Regions from separate parts of the Homo sapiens genome. Here region 1 is linked to region 2. A link is a loop called in an ENCODE intact Hi-C map of the cell type or tissue named here. Cell type or tissue: heart left ventricle. All regions are shown on one strand. Links, peaks and the distances in the headings refer to the core of each region. The heading gives the core; the rest is flanking DNA. Region 1 has its middle 8.0 kb from the start of UBAC2-AS1. Region 2 holds the start of LOC124903198 (a long non-coding RNA gene).

Evidence for each region. A loop is a pair of places that touch in the nucleus more often than their neighbours do. Peaks named below come from ENCODE experiments on the same cell type or tissue, not always from the same donor. Only the 100,000 strongest peaks of a DNase experiment are listed, where the experiment ranks them.
Region 1: a loop joins it to region 2, with 2.9 times the contacts of the local background. A loop is called at or near these places in 42 of 110 quality-filtered maps.

The regions. Positions count from the first base shown.
Region 1 is chr13:99,191,301-99,194,224 of GRCh38, reverse strand. No RefSeq gene overlaps it. Among named protein-coding and RNA genes, the nearest start is that of UBAC2-AS1, 8.0 kb to the left of the region's middle. In heart left ventricle, for the core only: no CTCF peak of the experiment used is centred there; no DNase peak of the experiment used is centred there.
Region 2 is chr13:99,261,437-99,264,360 of GRCh38, reverse strand. All of the region lies in intron 4 of UBAC2 (UBA domain containing 2), which reads right to left. LOC124903198 (a long non-coding RNA gene) reads left to right here and starts at 2,657. Exons shown (of 3, transcript XR_007063846.1): 1 at 2,657-2,738. RefSeq lists a silencer at 1,840-2,062. In heart left ventricle, for the core only: no CTCF peak of the experiment used is centred there; no DNase peak of the experiment used is centred there.

The sequences.
Region 1 (2,924 bases), core at 209-2,708, 70 kb after region 2:
ACTCCAACCTGGGCATAGAGTGAGACCCCCTTCTCTAAGAAAAAGATAAAAAAGAAAGAAAGTGGGTCTGGAATCTTTGAAAAGAGTAGTTAAATCTTTTCAATGATCCAGTAGTTTTCACTTTGGATGTTTACTCAGCAGGGAGTAGTTTGGAAATTCATAGGGTATTTTTGGTTGTCGACAATGAATTGGGAGATATCACATGAGGTCCAATAGTGGCAGACAATGCTGCACAAAAACCAGATTGTTCTCGATTCTAACCACCTTTGACTATCTTGCCACATGCTTATTATGTGGGTGAAAAGCCTGTTTGTATTCTTTCAGGTCTGGAGCCTATTCCATTTTACATGTTGCTCTGGTCTGAATGCTTGTGTCCCTCAGAATGCATATGTTGAAAGGGAACCCACAGTACAGTGGTGCTGGTAGGTGGGTCATCTGGAAGGTGATTAGGTCATGAGGACAGAGCTCTCATGAACAGGATCAGTGCCCTTATAAAAGAGGCCTGAGGGCACTTGTTCTGCGCTCCCACCATGTGAAGGCACAGCTGGAAACAGAGCCAGCCCTCACCAGACACCGACTTTGCTGGTGCCTTGATCTTGGACTTCCCAGCCTCCAGAACTGTGGGATATATACATATATATATTTAGACAGGGTCTCGCTCCGTCACCTAGGCTGGAATGCAGGGGCATGATCATGGTTCACTGCAGCCCGACCTGCTGGGCTCAAGCAATCCTCATGCCTCAGCCTCCCAAGTAGCTGGGACTACAGGGTGCATGCTCCCACACCTAGCTAATTATCTTATTTGTTGTAGAGACAGGGTCTCACTATTTTGCCCACGCTGGTCTCAAACTCCTGAGCTTAGTGATCCTCCTGCTGAGGCCCCCCAGAGTGCTGGGATTAAAGGCTGGGACTACAGGCGTGAGTCACCGTGCCCAGCTTTGCCCTCCTTTAAAATGGGAGCTGTGTTATTTATTATAGTATTTCCAGCTGCATATTTGGGTGAAAAGGATTTCAGTGCAGTGGAACAATTACTGCAAAGTAACAAAATGTAACAGAACATTTGAGACACTTTAAAAGAATTAGAACTTCATTAAACTTCATCACTCAGATTCTTAAAAATATTTCATATTATTGCCATCTGTTTCAATTTGGGTCTCTCCAAAAGCAGACTCTGAGACAAAAGTTTCAGATACAAGTAGGAGATTCTCCTGGGGGTTATAAGCCCCTGGGCACTTTCAGCCTGCTCTATGCATGGGCCAAGCACACCCCTGTATCCAGAGAAAGCCCTCAGGCAGAGAGACATGGGTGCTTATATGAGAATTGCCACTGAAGTGCTAGGTACTACTTCCAGGGTGGGCAAAGAGAATGCAGTTGGGACACCAGTAGCATCTCCTACAGGTGAAAAGAAGGCAGTAAGCCTGAATTTCCTAATCTCCCTATTCTCCTACCTCTAGTCCCAGGCAAGACATTTTTGTTACCATGTAAACATCAGAGTGTATTTACACAAACCTGGAGGGTGTAGCCTACCACACACCTAGGCTATATGATATAACCCATTGCTTCCAGGCCATAAACCTGTACAACATGGGCCTGTACTGAATGCTGTAGGCAATTGTAACACAATGGTAAGTATGTGTGTATCTAAACACAGAAAAGGTGCAGTAAAAATATGATATAAAAGATTAAAAATGGTCCACCTGCAGAGGGCAGGTGCCTTGCTATGTTTTGTTGAATCTGTTTTTGAATCTGCTTTCTACATTGGGGAAATAGCCCATCACCGTCCATCACCATGGATGGAGCTTGCAGGACTGGAAGTTGCTCTGGGTGAGTAGGCGAGTGATTGGTGAGTGAATGTGAAGGCTTAGGATGTTACTGTGCAGAAGTGTAGACTTTACAAACACTGGACACTTAGCCTGGCTGCCCTCCCCCTCCGCCACGCTCTGTGGTTTGCTGACACGCCTGTCACCGGGTGTGTGACCGGTTGCACCTTTCCCAGGTTGTGGGTGCAGCCTCAGCTTTTACAGAGGCTCCTTCTAGTGGAAAGAAGGAAATGAGGCTGCCTAATCTCCTTATCCTCTTACCCCTGGACCCCACCCTTCTCCTTCCCCTCTACCCCTCCCCCTAGCATGGCCAAGGGATTGCCAAAAGTGTTGTAAGACAAATTATGTTCCAGGAGAGTCTCAGAAAGTCTGCTGGCAGAGTCTGCCCTATATTGCTACAATGATATCATCTATTTGTAGAAGCTGGGGTTGGTTAAGATGTTAAAGTGAGATCATTGCGCTGATCTGCCAAATGTTTATATCCTTCTGCCTGCTAGGGATGGAGTATTTGTTTAGAAGGGAATTTATTCAGTAATGAGTACCCCCACCAGTGTCCAAAAAGACACAACATAATAACCTCTTGGGTTTTCTGAGCCAGCAGGTTTAGGAGGGTTTGCCCTGTGCAAACACAACAGGGAGACAGAGTGAGACTCAGGTGGACCCTGCACGAGGAAACTTGACTCCAAGGAGGGAGGAATGTGCCCAGGAATGGTGGAATCCTGACACTAATTTTAAATAGTTCTGATGTCCACGTGTCCATCTGGGTGGGTTTCCTTTAATAAACCACTCCCTTTGTGCGCCATCCATTCTTCCAACTAAAACCTGCCCACTGTTGGGTGCAGCCCTGATCCCTGGTACAGAGGATCTTCAGTTTTAGTCCCTTGCAGCTGCTCTGTGCAATGGCCTTAACCAAATCTGCTCCATCAGCCACAAAACCAAAACATCTGCTCAATATCCTCTTGATTCCTTTATTCATCTATTTGAAGTGAATTTTGCAAACACCTTTCAGCCTTTTCTACTCCAGACTAAATATTTCTGTAACTTTCCAACCCTTTGGTCATTCTAATGTTTTTGAATCCTCCCCAATTTTCCATATTATCTTTA
Region 2 (2,924 bases), core at 314-2,813:
TCCCTTCCCTAGCCTGTTCTCTGTCCCAGAGGCTGGTGGGTCCAAACTCTATGCAAAGGCTCATGGGCCCCTGGCTTCCTGCTAACAGGAGCCTCAGGGGAGATTTAGGCCAAGAGGAACCTGAGGTCACAGTGTACATTTCCCTGGTTCCTTCCTGTAAGGGAACCTCAAGCTTACCGTCTCTCAAAAGAAAAGCACTGCTCCAAGACAGCTGACTTGACTGGGGTCTCTCCTTCCAAGTTCTAGTAACCTCTCCCTTCCTTGATCTCTTTGGGCCTAAGTGTGGTGAGGGTAAGAAAAGCAACAGCTCCAGGATCCTGCCATACAGATGATGGGGGACCCTTCCTTATTATTACACATGCCCACACCCCACCCAAAAGGTTTACCACCTAAGCATGAAATCCTAAGCACTGTATTTTCATTTCATCTGCTTTTTGAAATTTATACAAATGGAATCATATGATATGAATTCCTTCATGTCTGGCTTTTTCAACTTAACACTAGATTCATGAGATTCATCCATGTTGTTCTATCTGCCCTGTGTATCATCAATTGTGATTGTGACTTGCACTCCACTCTATGCCTACACCACAAGTGACTTATTCATGCTATAGTTGAACATTCAGGTTGTTCCTAATTTGGAGTTGTTGTAAATAATGTTACCGTGAACATTCTTGTCCATGTCTCCTGGTACGCAGCATGTGTTTTTACTGGTTATAGACCTAGGAGTGGACTCTGAGTCATGGAGTGTTGGTATCTTCATTTTAATACTTAAACTGTTTTCCATATTTAAACTCCCACCAGCAATGTTCCTTGTTACTCGATACCCTCATCACTCAACATCCTTGCCAGCACTTTGCACTGTCCGTCTTTTTCATCGTAGGCATTCTGGCGAATGGATAATACCCTGCTGTGGTTTTAATTTTCATTTTCCCAATTATTAATAAAAAGTTGAGCAGATTTACATGTTGCTGACCATTTGGATCTACTCATTCTTAAGTGCTTGTTCAAGTCTTTTGGCCATGGAATGGCAGAGATCCCAGACACCACAATTACATGTACGAGCTGCCAGGATCCAGCTATAAAACCTTTCCTTGAGAATATCAACTCATTAGCAAGAAACAGGGAGATAAAAAGATGGTCTATTCCCTCAGGAGATTGTTTGCTATAAGTCAAATTACCATTTATGATGATTCTCTATTAAGTAGGGCCAACTTCAACAAAAATTACTAAAACGAAGTATAATATTATAATGCAAAATACAGAAAGAACATACAATCTGAGAGTCATGAGTAAATATTTCTGGGTCACACCATGTAAACTACATACTTTGCAGTCAGCATGAAGGTTAAGTTAGCTCAAGCATGTGAGGCTCTCAGAATCATGCCTGACAGTCACCTCTGATTACCTTTCATAATTTAGTTAAGAATAATGGCAGATATAATAAAAAATCCTAAGTAACTTGTCTTAAACCAACAACCCTCAACCTTATAGATACATGTTTACTTTTACTATACAAATGGCTGTGTACTAAAATCCTCAACCACACACACTATTATATAGGTTTATGTTTAAATAACCTGATAACACATCTCTTGTTCCTTTACCTTCCACAAGTCCTTTTTTTTTTTTTTTTTTTTTTTTTTTTTTGAGAGGGAGTTCTGCTCTGTTGCCCAGGCTGGAGTTCAGCCTCAGCTCACTGCATTCTTGGCTCACTGCAACCTCCATCTCCCGGGTTCAAGCGATTCTCCTGCCTCAGCCTCCTGAGTAGCTGGGATTATAGGCACGCACCACCATGCCCAGCTAATTTTTGTATTTTTAGTAGAGACAGGGTTTTGCCATGTTGGCCAGGCTAGTCTCGAACTCCTGACCTCAGGTGATCCACCCGCCTCAGCCTCCCAAAGTGCTGGGATTACAGGCATGAGCCACCGTGCCCAGCCCTCCTCTTTCTTCTGAAATGCACTTCCTCATATTACTAGGTGTTAACTATACAGTGGTTCCCCCTTATTCTCAGAGGATACATTCCAAGACCCCCAGTGGATGCCTGAAACTGCAGATAGTACCAAACCCTATACTTACTATTTTTTTCCTGTACATACATACCTATGATAAAGTTTAACTTATACATTAGGCTCAGTACCTTTGTGTTTTGGGACCATTATTAATTAAATAAGGGTTACTGGAACACAAGCACTGTGACACTGTGACAGTAAACCTGATCACCAAGGTGGCTATGAAAGTGACTAATGAGTGGGAATGTCTACAGTGTGGAGACACTGGGCAAAGGGAGGACTCATGTCCTGGGGAGGAAGGAGCGGGACAGTGAGAGATTTCATCCTGCTGCTCAGAATGGCATGCAACAGAAAACTTATGAATTGTTTATTTCTGGAATTTTTCCATTTAATATTTTCAGACCATATTTGACTGAAGGTAACTGAAGGTAACTGAAGCCTCAGACAGCAAAATTGCGGATAAGGGGACTACTGTATACCCATCTCCATTTGCACCTCTGGTAACTGTGAGATCAGAATGTGCAGCAGAAGGCTGTGTGCCTCACAATAACCATGGAGTTCTGCTCAATCTGCTGCCTTGGCGACTCTGGATCTCTCTTCCAATAGTAAAATGTCACACTGCAAACTCTGGGCCTGGGGTCCCATGGGACTTCAGTGGTTCCAGGACTGATTTCACTGCCATCACTTATATATGGTTAGATATGGATTCAACTTGTTTGCTGTGAGGTTAAGTGTCTGAATGTCTACATGTCTATACATCTTTAAAACTACACACAAAAATTGCTAAAGACAAGAAATTTGGGAATATTAAATTTACAATACAATTTAGGAAACCAAACAGAAAGGAGGTATACTAACTGGGTTAGAAGATTATAGCTGTAAATTGTTGGGACTTAAGAAAAACCACACATT